2 separate regions of the Homo sapiens genome follow, and region 2 is linked to region 1. Evidence: chromatin contacts called from ENCODE Hi-C or POLR2A ChIA-PET data. All regions are on one chromosome and are shown on one strand. Each heading gives the region's core, a stretch centred on a gene start or an enhancer-like site at or near the end of the contact. The rest is flanking DNA. Distances are from core to core; before and after follow the strand shown. Region 1 holds the start of OGDH (oxoglutarate dehydrogenase). Region 2 overlaps NUDCD3 (NudC domain containing 3).

Region 1 (7,387 bases), core at 1,901-4,400:
AATCTGATTCAGTTTTTTTTTTTTTTTTTTTTTTTGAGATGGAGTTTTGTTCTTCTTGCCCAGGTTGGAGTGCAAAGGAGCGGTTTTGGCTCACTGCAACCTCCGGCTCCCGAGTTCAAACGATTCTCCTGCCTCAGCCTCCCAAGTAGCTGGGATTACAGGCACCCACCACCAGCCTGGCTAATTTTTTTGTATTTTTAGTAGAGATGGGGGTTTCGCCCTGCTGGCCAGGCTGGTCTTGAACTCCTGACCTCGGGTGATCCACCCACCTCAGTCTCCCACAGTGCTGGGATTACAGGTGTGAGCCATTGTGCCCAGCCTGGTTCAACTTTTATCAGTAACAAAATGATGAGTTGTTTTTCAGTTACAATAGATCCCCAGGCTGCAAGTCACGTAACCTAAGTATGCCCAGATGAACAAAGTGTGCCTGATAGCTGACCCTGGTGTCGGTGGGAACACAAAAGTCAACCACAGGCAGGACTTAACCACTCAAATGGAGGAATGGACACCAAATTAGGAAGCATGGGGCGCCTTGTTTTGCTGCAATATGAACTTAAAAGCCAAAGATCCAGCATTGCCCCTTTGCATGACCCAAACAGATCACACCTTGTTGTATTTTCCCATCTCCCTCATAGTTGCCTTCTGCCTATAAAACCTGCCCCCAGATTCCATCTTGGGGAGACAAATTTGAGTATTGCCTCTGGTTTCCCTGCTGGTCGACCTTACGATAAAGCCTTTTCTCAAAAGGTGATGACATAGTATTGGCTTCTATGTGCATCTAGCAGTGAGCCCACTGCTTGGTACCACAATGGGCTCAAACATTTATAAGCCAATGTTCATTGCAACATTATTCAAAACAGCAAAAAAGCAGAAATAACCAAGTGTCCATCAATAGATGAATAAATAAACAAAATGTGGTATATACATACAATGGAATATTATTCAGCCATAAAAAGAAATGAAGTTCTGGCCAGGCATGGGGGCTCATGCCTGTAATCCCAGCACTTTGGGAGGTCGAGGTGGGTGGATCACTTGAGGTCAAGAGTTCAAGACCAGCCTGGCCAACATGGTGAAACCCCATCGCTACTAAAAATACAAAATAAGCTGGGCGTAGTGGCGGGCGCTTATAATCCCAGCTACTTGAGAGGCTGAGGCAGGAGAATTGCTTGAATCTACAAGGCAGAGGTTGCAGTGAGCCGAGATGACACCACTGCACTCCAGCCTGGGCAACAAGAACGAAACACCATCTCAAAAATAAAAAAAGAAAGAAAGAAAAAGAAAAAAATATTAGCCAGGCATGGTGGAGCGTGCCAGTAGTCCCAGCTACTTGGGAGGCTGAGGCATCAGAATCACTTGAACCTGGGTGGCAGAGATTGCAGTGAGCTGAGATGGCACCACTGCCCTCCAGCCTGAAACCGAGGGAGATCCTGTCTCAAAAAAAAAAAAAAGAAATGAAGTTCTGACCCATGCTACAACACAGATAAACCTTGACAACCTCATGCTCAATGAAATAAGGTGGACACAAAAGGACATATACATTATGATTTCACCCACATAAAGTAATTGAGTAATCAAATGTATAGAGACCGTATAATAGAGGTTACCAAAGGAGAGAAGGACAGGAGGAGAAGGGGAAATAGGAAGTTATTGCTTAATGGTTACAGAGTTGCTGTTTCAGGTGATGAAAAAGTTTTGGAAATTGAGTGGTGACGGTTGCATAATATTGTGAATGTAATTAATGCCACTGAGTTATACACCTAAAAATGGTTAAAATGGCATTAAAAAAAAAAAGACAGTATCTTGCTCTCTGGCCCAGGCTGGAGTGCAGTGGTACAATCATAGCTCACTGCAGCCTCAATCTCTCAGGCTCAAGAGATCCTCCTGCCTCAGCCTCCCAATTAGCTGAGACTACAGGTGAGTGCCACTACACCTGGCTAATTTTCTTGATTTTTTAGTAGAAATGAGATCTTGCTCTGTTCCCCAGGCTGATCTGGAACTCCTGAGCTCAAGCGATCCTCCCGCCTCCACCTCCCGAAGTGCTGGGATTACAAGCGTGAGCCACTGCACCCAGCTGCAAATGTTTAGTACATACATTTTTACCGTAATTTATTTAAAAAAAAAAAAGGAAAAAAGAATACAGAAGTTTGTTCCTTGGTCTCTTCACCTCTTCCAGTCTCTAGATCCTTGTCACATACATTACCCTAACTTTGTTCTATAATAAGCACTTATACGCCCCCTTTTTTTGTTTGTTTTTTGAGACGGATTTTCGCTCTTGTTGCCCAGGCTGGAGTGCAATGGCACGATCTCGGCACACCGCAACCTCCGTCTCCCGGGTTCTAGCGACTCTCCTGCCTCAGCCTCCCGAGTAGCTGGGATCGCCACCACGCCCAGCTAATTTTTGTATTTTTAGTAGAGACGGGGTTTCCCCATGTTGGTCAAGCTGGTCTCGAACTCCTGACCTCAAGTGATCCGCCCGCTTCGGCCTCCCAAAGTACTGGGATTACAGGCGTGAGCCACCGCGCCCGGCCTTTCCCCAAATTTTAATACTTTAAAATAGGGAACATCTTACAATCAACAGGTTGTGACAGGTTAATTAGCCACGTTTTATCTTTGATAGGTAGCTCTAAAGTCAAGAAAACCCAGGCAAGATCCCGGGCAAGATCCCAGCACTGCCAACTGTCATTTGTAGACCGGGGATAGGAACACCTGTCTCACAGATTGTTACACAATAGCGCCGGTGAAGCGCTTGTCACAAAGCCTGACCCAGGACAATCTCAAAAACGGAGATTCTGTTATTCAAATTGTTTATTTTTGTGCGCTAAGTTTCACATCAACCCAACTATCTCTTGATAGGTTCCTACCAGGCGCTAGAGATATCTTACTTTCAGAAATTATTTATGATAGCAGAAGCCGCTGGAAGTCCATAGACAACCTCATCTCTCTAGCGGAGCAAACAGCTGGGCTCCAGCTGGCCCTGGCTTCTGCAACTGCGCAGTCGGCGCTGTGACGCCCGGCGCGGCTCTGTGACGTCACGAATCGGTCCTCTGTAAGAGGGGAGGGCATTCTTCTCCAGGGGAGGGCTACGTGTTGACGCCATACGCCGGGGCGGGGCCGAGAGTTTGGAGCCCCGGAGTGGGGTGTCGGCGCCTCATTCGGGTGGAGCTGAGCCGGAGACAGGTAACCGTGCGCTGTCGCCGCGCCCGTCCCAGTGCCGGGTGTCGCGGCGCTTGGCGGCCCGGGGTTGGAGATCGCGGTAAAGGGGGAGGCCGCCGCGCCCTTGGTGCTGCGGGCGCCGCGGTGACAGGGGAGTGGAGCTGGATGGAGTGGGGCTCACGGAGGGTGGTAGGAGGGACGGGACCTGATGGATGGCCGTGGCAGCCAATGGAGCCGCGGGGCCTGCCCGGCGGGCGGAGATTGGCGGGTACGGGCGGGCTCCGAGGTCGCGCGGGGCGCGGAGCGACGCGCCATTGGCGGTGGGCGAGCGGGGGGCGGGCGCGGCGGCGGATGTGAGGGAGAGGGCGGTGCGTCCGCAGGGGTGACCCCCAAGGTCGCCGCGGGCGTCACGTGGTTAGGCCGCTCTCCGACGGCGTCCTTCCCGACCGGGACGCACTCTCCTTCCCGCCTGTGAGGACCGCGTCGCTTTGTCCGAAAGACAGTGTGGCCTGCTCGAGTTGCGTCGGAGCATCTGGCTTTGGGGTGGCCCTGGGTGGGACTGCCTGTTTGGATTACCGCGCAGACCTTGGCGCCGCCCCCACACCTGCTGCCAGAAGTTGGGTCGAACAGATTGACCGAGATGAAGCTTATTTCTCGTAGAAACATCTTTCAAGCACCATTTTCCCTCGAAAATATATCAGACATTGGATATGAGTTGTAATCTACTGAGATTTAATAGAAAACTTGCCGCGCCCTCGCCCTGACCTGGGTGCGTCCCACCTGCCATCCCCATCCCTTTGCCCAGAACATAGGACTTCGTGTTAGGGTTTCCTTGTGCCTTGTCTTGCAGTCCGTACTTTGAGGCTGATTTCCAGGTACACTGCTCTGAACAGCTGGGTTTAGGATGGGTGGCATGGGATAAAGCCTTTTTTTGTAAGGCAGCACTAGTTGCAACAGTCAAACTGTACTTTGCCGTGTAGACCTAGGAGAGTATGTAACACTATTGTAGTTTTGTAAATTAGCTGAGGACTGGATCTTGGGAAGTTGAATAAAGATCACTGTATGCTCATTTTTTGTTGTTGTTGTCTTGTTTGAGATGGAGTCTCTGTCGCCCAGGCTGGAGTGCTGTGGCGCGATCTCGGCTCACTGCAACCTCTGCCTTCCTGGGTTCAAGTGATTCTCCTGCCTCAGCCTCCCAAGTAGCTGATATTACAGGCACGCGCCATCACGCCCGGCTAATTTTTGTATTTTTAGTAGAGACGGGTTTTCACCACCTTGGCCAGGCTATTCTCGAACTCCTGACCTCAGGTGATCCGCCCGCCTCGGCCCCCAAAGTGCTGGGATTACAGGCGTGAGCCACTGCGCCCGGCCCCTCATTATTTTTTTTAAGCGCACTTTTCACATTTCAGTTACTTTTTCCCTTTAAATAACATCTTTATTGAGATAAAATTCACATACCATACGATTCACCCATTTGACGTGCACAATTTCGGCCAGTCGTGGTGGCTCACGTTTGTAATCCCCACACTTTGGGAGTGTGAAAGGAAGATCCCTTGAGCTCAGTTCAAGGAGACCAGCCTGAGCAACCAAAGTGATACCCGGCGTCTACAAAAAATAAAATTATCCGGATATGGTGGCATATACCACATATACTTGTAGTCGCAACTACTCAGGAGGCTGAGGCGGGAGGATGGCATGAGCCAGGGAGGTCCAAGCTGCAGTGAGCCATTATTGCCCCACTGCACTCTAGCCTGGGTGACACAGTGAGATCCTGTCTCAAAAAAAAAGGCCGGGCGCAGTGGCTCACGCCTGTAATCCTAGCACTTTGGGAGGCCGAGGTGGGTGGATCCCCTGAGGTTGGGAGTTTGAGACCAGCCTGGCCAACATGGTGAAACCCTGTCTCTACTAAAAATACAAAAGTTAGCAGGGCATGGTGGCGTGGGCCTGTAGTCTCAGCTACAGGCTGAGCTCCTCCAGCCTCAGCAGGAGGCTGAGGCAGGAGAATCGCTTGAACGCAGGAGGCAGAGGTTGCAGCGAGTCGAGATGGCGCCACGGCACTACAGCCTGAGCGACAGAGCAAGACTCCATCTCAAAAAAAAAAGGAAAGAAAAAACTACAGTATCATCTACTTTTTAGATTTTTAGGTAATTTTTGAGATCATTGTACAAATTATTGAGAAATTCATTTTGAAAACAGTAAAATTTTAAGAAATTGTACATAAAAATTTATTCTATGCAGTCATAATAAATAGTACAGAGAGATCCTGTGTTCCTTTCCCACTTCTCTAACATTGTGCAAAACTATAGTAAATATCACAGCCAGATATTGACATTAATAAAATTCAAGATACAGAATATTCCCGTCATCACAAGGATCCCTTCCATTGCTTTTTTATAGCCACACCCACATTCCTCCCATTCCCAGTCCTTCAACTCCTGGTAACCACTAATCTGTTCTTCATTTCCCTAATTTTGGCATGTCAAGAATGCCAAATAAAAGGATTCATAGAGCCTTTTGGGATTGGTTTTTTCCAGTCAGCTTAATTCCCTGGAGAATCATCCAGGTTGTTGCGTGTTATGGGTAGTTCATTCCTTGGCCAGGCGCAGTGGCTTACGCCTGTAATCCTAGCAACTTTGGGAGGCTGAGGCAGGCAGATCGCTTGAGCCCCAGGAGTTCGAGTCTGAGGAACATAGTGAGACCTCGTCTCTACAAAAAAAAAAAAAAAAAAAAATTAGCCAGGCGCAGTGGTGTGTTCCTGTAATCCCAGCTACTCAGGAAGCTGAGGTGGGAGGATCGCTTGAGCCTAGGCTGTGGTGGCTGCGGTGAGCCGAGATCGCGCCACTGCACTCCAGCATGAGTGACAGAGTGAGACCCTGTCTCAAAAAAAAAAAAAAAAAGGTACTTCATTCCTTTTTATTGAAGCCGGGCTATTGGGCTATGGATGTACCACATTTGGTTTATTCATCCATTAAAAGACATCTTTACTGTTTCCATTCTTTGGCTATTACAAATAAAGCTGCTACAAACCTTCATGTACAGATTTTTATTTGAACATAAATTGACATTTCTCCAAGATAAATGCCCAGGAATACAATCACTAAGTCGTAGTGCGTGCTTAGTTATTAAACAAATAGCCAAACTGTTTTCCAGAGTGATTGTACTATTTTACATTCCCACCGGCACTGTATGGTCTTGTTTCTCCACATACTTGCCAGCATTTGGTGATGTTACTTTTTTTATTATAGCCATTCCAATAAATGTGTAGTAATGTCTCTTTGTGGTTGTAATTTGCATTTTTCTGATGGCTAATGATGTTGAACATCTTTTCATGTGCTTATTTGCCATCTGTCTATTCTCTCTTTTTTTGGAAGAGATGGGATCTTGCTATGTTGCCCAGGCTGGTCTTGAACTCCTGGGATCAAGTGATCCTCCTGTCTTAGCCTCCCAAAGGCTAGGATTTCAGGCATGAGCCACCATGCCTGGCCCCTGTATACTCTCGGGTGAAATGTCTGTTCATATCTTTTGTTCATTTCGTAATTAGATTGTTCGGTTTTTGTTAACTGTTGAGCTTTGAGAATTCCTAATGTATTCTAGATACCACTGCTTTGTTGGATATGTAGTTTGCAGATATTTTCTCCTAGTCAGCAGCATGTCTTTTCATCTTGGTTTTTTTTTTGTTTGTTTGTTTGTTTTGTTTTTGAGATGGAGTCTCGTTCTGTCCCCCAGGCTGGAGTGCAGTGGCGTAATCTCTACAACCTCTGCCTCCCAGGTTCAAGCGATTCTTCCGCCTCAGCCTCCTGAGTAGCTGGGATTACAGGCGCTTGCCACCACACCTGGCTAATTTTTGTATTTTTAGTAGAGACGGGGTTTCACCGTGTTGGTCAGGCTGGTCTCGAACTCCTGACCTCGCGATCTGTCCACCTCAGCCTCCCAGAGTGCTGGGATTACAGGCGTGAGCCACTGCTCCTAGCCCTTTTCATCTTTTTGTTTGTTTGTTTGTTTGAGACGGAGTCTTGCTCTGTTGCCCAGGCTGGAGTGCAGTGGTGCAATCTTGGCTCACTGCAACCTCCACCTCCCCGGTTCAAGCCTTTCTCAGCCTCCCAAGTAGCTGGGACTACAGCCGCGTGCCACCACGCCCGGCTAATTCTTTTGTATTTTTAGTAGAGACGGGCTTTTACTGTGTTAGCCAGGATGGTCTGGATCTCCTGACCTCGTGATCGACACCCCCTTGGCC
Region 2 (7,387 bases), core at 2,272-4,771, 180 kb before region 1:
CGGGATTTTTCTGGAACTGCTCCTGAATCCTGAGAAAGAATAAAAAATGTGATCCCAGTCAGCCATGCCTGAGCAGAGGACCCCATGGGCAGCCTAGCCCATGCCACTCCTACATCCTGGAGACGTGACCAACTCAAGTTTCATCTCAAGTTCACTGGCTCTGGCATCTGCAAACTCCTCTTCTTTTCAGGTGATTTCCTTTCTGACCCTCCTACATGGTACCCATGGAAATCACAGGACAAGGGCAAAGCTACAGAAAAGAAACCCCAGTGCAGCATCCTACAGTTTAGGAAAAGTGTCTGTGACCACAGTCAAACCATAGCTGGTACTGCCAGCCTTCACAGTACTGAGATCCAGGCCTGTTAATTAACCAGAGGGCTCTTATTAATAAAATCCTTAGGCTCATGAGTCCTTGGTTTCTTATAAACTGCTTGGCAGGGTCAATCTTTAAAAAAAAAAAAAAAAAAAAAAAAAAAGAGGCCAGGCGTGGTGACTCACACCTGTAATCCCAGCACTTTGGGAGGCCAAGGGCGGGTGAATCACCTGAGGTATGGAGTTTGAAACCAACCTGGCTAACATGGTGAAACCCTGTCTCTACTAAAAATACAAAAATTAGCTGAGCATGGGAGCACATGCCTGTAATCCCAGCTACTTGGGAGGCTTGGGCAGGAGAATCGCTTGAACCTGGGAGGCGGAGGTTGCAGGTTGCAGTGAGCCAAGATCACACCATTGCACTCCAGCCTGGGCAACAAGAGCAAAACTCTGCTCAAAAAAAAAAAAGGCAAAACCACTTCATCCTGCAGCTGCTAAACTTCAATCCTAATCCAACCCCTAGCCTCTATTTTTTCATAGTAAATAAATCACAGCTAAAAGGACTGCATTAAAATTGTATGCATCATTGTTAAGACATAAGCAGTATGTTTAATGAGACAGCCTAAAAAACTCAATCAAGCAAATCTTATTGTATAGGCCTGTTATAAACACAGCACTAAATACAGATAGGCCTACCAAGAAGAAGCTGATGTTAAAAATAAAATATAATATTTTCCATAAAATGTAACAATGCTAATAATATAAACATTATGTAAGTTTAGACTCACAAGTCCATTATAGTGAACTGAAGATCTAAATTACAGACAAAAGCCTAGTCATGGAGAAGGCAGCAGCTATGAACACAGAACATTCCAACAGTAGGTGCATCTCAGTCAACTTCTCCAGGGCCTGCTCAGAGATTAGCAGACAAAACCTGGCAGGGAGACGGCCCCATGGGCTTGTAAACAATGTGTGCACTATGATCTGGTTCACACAGGAAAACACAAAACTACATGTATCTACATCTATATAGATGCACATACAAGACAAGGATTGGGAAGGGGTGGTTCAAGAGGGCAGGCTTTCTCTGGCCAGAGTTCTAAGACAAGAACATATTTACCTACTGTGGGTATGCCCTGCACACTGTCTATGCATGAAGCTGGGCCTCCACCACGGCCTGAGTCCTCTGGGCTGGGCAATAGTGGCTGTTAAGAACTGAATTGGGTCCCCTAAAACGCTATGTTGGAATCTTAATCCCCAGGACCTCAGAATGTGACCTTAATAAAAACAGGGTCTTTACACAGGTGATGCAGTTACAACAAGGTCATTAGGGTGGGCCCTAATCCACTATGACTGATGTCCTTAAAAGGGGGACTTTGGAGAGATGACGTGAAGGCCATGTGGAGACAATGGGGTGATGTGCCTATAGGCCAAAAAACGTCAAGGACCGCAGGCCACCACCTAAAGCTGGAAGAGGAGAGGGAAGATCTTCCCCTAAGACCTTCAGAGGGAACATGGCCCTGCTGACACCTTGATCTCAGACTTCCCCTCTAGGAACTGTGAAGAATCAACATTTTTCGTTTAAGCCGGCCATTTTGTGGTACGTTATTGTGGTAGCCTGAGCAAACACAGTGGCTAAGGAAACTAATTTCAATCAGAGGTGATATTCAAAATTCAGCACTGAATATTGGCAGGACTAGGCACTAACCAATCGGAAGAGATGTTAGCCTTAAACTACTCACACAGGCGGGCCACTGTGGGACAGAGAGATGACATACAGAAACCAGGAGTTACATAGGATTCCTGACTGAATGACATGAGAAAAGAGGGTGGGGGGAAGGAAACTAAAGAATGCTCAATAGGTTGAAAATGGACAGCAAAAGAAAGATTTAGATGCAACCAATAAACATATTTTCAAAGACTATTTAGTAATATGAAGAAAGCTTTCAATATACCATAAAACTGAAAAGTGGGTATTATTACTTTTAAGTATGGTATGACTTTAATTTCTAAGAAGAAATATATAATATACACACAAGTGTGCACATATATATGAAAAAGACTGAAAGGAAGCACATTAAATTTTTGTGGTTATCTCTGATAGTAGAGTAACAGGAATCTTTCTTCTTTGTACCTAGGTATTATCCAAACTCCCTAGAATATGTAGACATTTTTATAGCCAAGAGAAAAATGGTTCTCTTTAAAAAATGCTAACAGGAGACAGTGATGCACCCTGCAGCCCCTGTACCCAGGTGCGGTCCCACGGCCACGGCAGCAGCACTAGCCTGACCCTTGGAGCAGGGTACGAAGGAGTCAGACACAGAGAGGGGGACTCACCCAGACCCCAAGTTTCCACAGGATCCTTCTAGGTGAGCACTGACAGCAGCTTTAAGACTCATATCTGACATAAATATGCTTAAACATGCAGAGAATATCTCCAAAAGAACAATAGGGTAGCAGCAGCTACCTTTATGGCTGGAAACTGGAGACTTCTCTTCATTGACACTTTTGTACATACATTACCATTTGAAAAAAGTCAAAATTGTGAAAATATATAAATAAAATACCCACACACACACACACTCACACACACACACACACACACACACACACACACAAAAGACCAACATGGCCCCAGCACTTGGCAGAGATCAGGGAGTAAACATGAAGACTCCTCAAAAGTTGGGAAAAAGAAACGGCTCTCTCAAGAAAGGAGAATGAGTATAATGCCGGGGGATATCCTTGGGGACGCTGCCGCCAGCAACAGTGCAGTCACTTGGCCTATACCACCAGTGATGCCCACATGGGTTCTGCCTCCTCCAGGGCAAAAGGCTGTCAGTCTCTGCCTTCGAGTGAGGGGGGACATCTGACACCCTTGCCACTACACGCTGCAGTAAAGCTGTATGCTTTTGGAAAGGGCTCTGATCACACAGAACCTGCCTAACCCCATCCTCCTGCCGTGTCCTCAGTAGCCCTGGCCTGGCTCCTCTTGCATGGAACCTGCAGATTCCCTCCAAAGGAAGCAGGAGAATCACTCCTAAAACAGCCCTTGCAAGTTGTTGGGTGCTTTTTATAGTGCTCTGAATGCACATTCTATTTAAATAAGGTTGATTATTTCCAGCCAACAGTATGTAAAAATAAGCATCCTGTCAAGTGCAGGTGTCTCTGGCCCCCACTGTGCCACTGTTGGTCACCCCTGCAGCTGCAGGCCTGGGCACATGGTAGGAGGCAGGGGAGGGAGCATCCATGCTTCAGCACCAAGGGTGGGAGTAGGAAAGTGAGTCAGCAGTCAGGTTGAAGATTATGGAGTAGGTCTCCCTGCAGCTCCCACTCCTGATGAGCTGGGATAACAAGGTTCTAAATGTGTTAAAGGAAAAACACAGAACAGGCTCTGTTGGGTGCTGTGGGTAGCAGGGCCCTCTGTCTCCTTGGGGATAGGCCAGACCCTTCCTGGCAGACTGCAGGCCTAGGCGCTCCTGAGTGTGGCAAGCCAGGCACCAGGGTCACCTGCACAGGGAGAGCTAGCAGCACTGCCACCAGGAGTCACTGTCATGCAGACAAGCAGTTCCTGAGTAGGTGAGGTTTCTGACCGGGTTCCTGAGACTCATGGTCAGGAAACTGACCTACCCAATCTGCCTGTTTGAGTGCTGCCACTAGAAACAAAAAGGTCCTCTCTCCTTCCTTTTTTTTTTTTTTTTTTTTTTGAGACGGAGTCTCACTCTGTCACCCAGGCTGGAGTGCAGTGCCACGATCTCGGCTCACTGCAACCTTCACCTCCCAAGTTCACATGATTCTCCTGCCTCAATCTCCAGAGTAGCTGGGATTACAGGTGCGCACCACCACTCCCAGCTAATTTTTATATTTTAGTAGAGATAGGGTTTCACCATGTTGGCCGGGCTGGTCTCGAAATCCTGACCTGAAGTGATCTGCCTGCCTCAGCCTCCCATAGTGCTGGGATTACGTGCGTGGGCCACCGTGCCCAGCCTCCTTCCATTTGTTTTTAAAAACCACAGGATTAGGCTAGGCTCACACTTGCAATCAATCTCAGCGATTTGGGAGGCCAAAACAGGAGGATTACTTGAGGCCAGGAGTTTGAGACCAGTCTGGGCAACGTAGGAAGACCCATCTCTACAAAAAATTTTAAAATTAGCCACACATAGTGGCACACACCTGTAGTGCTGGCTACTCGGAGGGTTGAGGTGGGAGAATAGCTTGAGCCCAGGCGTTTAAGGTTATAATGAACTATGATTGTACCACTGCACTCCAGCCTAGATGACAGAATGAGACCCTGTCTCTAAAACAAAACAGGATCAGACAATTCTGATTTTCAAAAAGCTAGTGGCAAGTATGTAAAATGAAGAGTAAAAGGAGGTCAAAGACCTAACCTGAAGAGTTTTGTCTAGGAAGCTAGAGCCCCAAACCTATAATAGATTTATAATTCAATGAGACAAGGGCTGACCTCAAGCTCTTCTCCAGAGAGAGAATGCCTATGATAGGCACTGACTGCCTGACTAAAGGCAAGGTTTGGCTCCCCAAGTCACAGCCAGTGATTCCAAAGCGGAGGTGTTTGCACAGAAATGTCAAGCTTGCTGCTCCCCACTTCCCGCCCCCTGGGGCTCAGTGATTGAGGCCCGGTTTGTCAACCCCCTCTCCACCACCCCAAATACAGCTGTTCTTTCATGTCTCTTGCAATCAATCCTGTCTACCCTTTAAATGTTCACACTCTTAACTACATTGCCCTTAACTACATTGCGCAAAAGCCACTACTCTGTGCAAAGATGACAACATCCCTGTCACCCTCATCTCCTTCCATTATCCCAGGTGTAAGAGCTGTCATCACACCTCACCACCTGTTGACCTCACTGTCCCCTCAGGAGAGGTCCCACAACATCTGGGTGCAATGTACATATATGTGCTAGGGTCTGAAATGTTTGTGTTCCCCTAAAACGTGTATCTTGAAATCCTAACCCCGAAGGTGATGGCAGTAGGAGGTAAGGCCTTTAGAAGGTGATTAGGTCATGAGGGTGGAGGCTCTGAGTGGGATTAGTGCCCTTACATGGAGGCCTCAAAGAGCTTCCTCATCCCTTCCACTATGGGAGGACACCACAAGAAAACAGAGGTCCATGAATCAGGAAGCAGGGCCTCCCCAGACACTGAATCTTCTGGTGCCTTGATCTTGGACTTCCAACATCCAGAACTGTGAGAAGTAAATTTCTCACAGAAGCTACCCAGGCTATGCTATTTTGTTATAGTAGCCCAAATGGACTAGGCCAACATGTGTGTGTGTGTGTATAGTACATGTGTGTGGCATGTGTGCAGTGCACTGTGTGGTAAAAGTATGTGTGCACTATATGTGTGTGTGGGGTACGTGTGTGCATACAATGTGTGTGTGCCACATGCATGCGGCTGGTGCATGTGTACCTGCATGTGCATGTGGGCACATGTACTGTGTGTGCAGTTTGTGTGTGTGGTGTATGTGTGTGGTGCACATGTGCATGCAATGTGTGTGTGGTGCATGTGGGCATGCAGTGTGTGTGTGCTATGTGCATGTGTGTGGTATGCATGTATGCACACAGTGTGCATATGCGTGCATAAGGTATAGTATGGGCACGCAGTATATATGTGTGTGATGTACGTGCCATGGGTATGAGGCAACCAGCAGACATGGCTCACTCCCTCCCTTGAAATTCTCACCTGTCTCTTATCAATTTTCTTCTCATCTCACTGACCTGGCACATCCCACACCTGGATGGCAGCCATGGCTGCGTCTCTTCTCAGTTTCTTCACATGCCACTGTGATTACATTATTCTCAACAACCTCATATGGCTCCCCACGGCCCAGGAGACAAGGCCAGGGCCTCAGCAAGGCACTCGAGGTAGCCCATGATTGAGTCGTCATGACTCCTTCCTCCCTTTTTCCTCCTGCTCCCACAAATGAATCCTCCTCCTCATCTGTCAACTCTTCTCTGCCTATGCTCAATCTCAACTCAAGATTTCTTCCACCTGATGGAAATACGGTGAATTTTCTTCTGGGTTTCTTCATTTTCAAAGCTTTACAAAATAAGCATTATTATAAAAATGACCCATCCTTGAGGCCCACTGCCCTGCTTCTGAAGCCTAAAACTCATGGTCTGCCAGGCCCACTTCCTACTTCTCGGTTTTATCTTCCTAGGAGTGTTCACTCCTGAGAGCTCGTCCACTCATGCTGATTTCAGTGCTCAAAAATGACTCGATGCCTGGACCCCAGCCCTGGGCCCCCAGCTGCCAGGTCTGCCCCAACGCCAGCAACCCAGACGTAGCCTGGGCCTTGGTCTTGGCCTCTGCAGCCTTCAACCTTTTCACTTACAAAGGGACAGGCTGGAGCCAGTCACTACTCCCAGGCTTCCACACAGACAAGCACCTCACACTAACCAGCCTTCCTGCAACTCTTGCCAGATTCGTCTGTCTAGAGGGTGGTGCCTCCCTGCCTGCTGCCCAGCTCTCACTGAGGTTCCCCTACCCGCCAGGCTCCTTTCATTGTTGTGGATGCATTATTTCTAAGTTCATGCTTCTTTACTAGCAGGGATGTGACCCCCCCGCCCCGCAATATCAGGCCAACTGTGGATACCCTGCCACCTCAGCCAGACACACAAAAGGTTTGATGCCAATGCAGCAAGCAGCCACCCCAGGCCACGGGCTCTGGTCTCAAGTATGTCCTACAAATCAATGTCTCCAAGCCAGTCCCCTAGCAGTCAAGCAGTTTCCCTGAATGCTCTGTGTGTCCGTGGTGTCCAACCTGAGGTCAAGCCCAGCTTCCCCGCACAGCAACCAGGTAACGGTGACTAGGTCACTCAGCCTCTCTGTGCCTTGGTCTCCTGACCTATAAAATGGGAACACTAATAGCATCTCTCCCAAAAGGTAGCTGTGAGGAACAAACCATTTAAAATGACTAAAACAAGGTCTCGTGACACTCAGTATTGCTTTCTCACTCACTGCTTTCCCTTTAGAAAGTCTTTGGCTATGGAAAGAACTCACTGAGCAGCTTTTATGACTATGGGATGATTCTTGAACCCTCTGAGACATTTGGAGAGAGAAG

Evidence for each region. Hi-C counts contacts between places; a loop is a spot of excess contacts on that map. ChIA-PET counts read pairs that join two places held with the same protein, here RNA polymerase II (POLR2A). Pooled maps may share reads with other maps.
Region 2: a pooled map shows a loop between it and region 1 (2.5-fold over the local background). The contact joins the enhancer-like site here to the promoter of OGDH in region 1. A Hi-C loop is called at or near these places in 1 of 50 pooled maps. POLR2A ChIA-PET finds 5 or more read pairs at or near these places in 2 of 52 experiments (WTC11 and activated B cell).

Annotation. Positions count from the first base shown.
Region 1 is chr7:44,603,477-44,610,863 of GRCh38, forward strand. OGDH (oxoglutarate dehydrogenase) reads left to right here and starts at 3,151. Exons shown (of 23, transcript NM_002541.4): 1 at 3,151-3,177. RefSeq lists enhancers at 2,711-3,310, 3,562-4,125, 3,801-4,140 and a silencer at 3,351-3,580.
Region 2 is chr7:44,427,675-44,435,061 of GRCh38, forward strand. NUDCD3 (NudC domain containing 3) reads right to left here. Exons shown (of 6, transcript NM_015332.4): 3 at 1-29. Among named protein-coding and RNA genes, the nearest start is that of NUDCD3, 59 kb to the right of the region's middle. Within about 2 kb of position 3,522, at least 4 of the 41 ENCODE cell types and tissues checked have a DNase peak (open chromatin) inside an H3K27ac peak, as active enhancers do.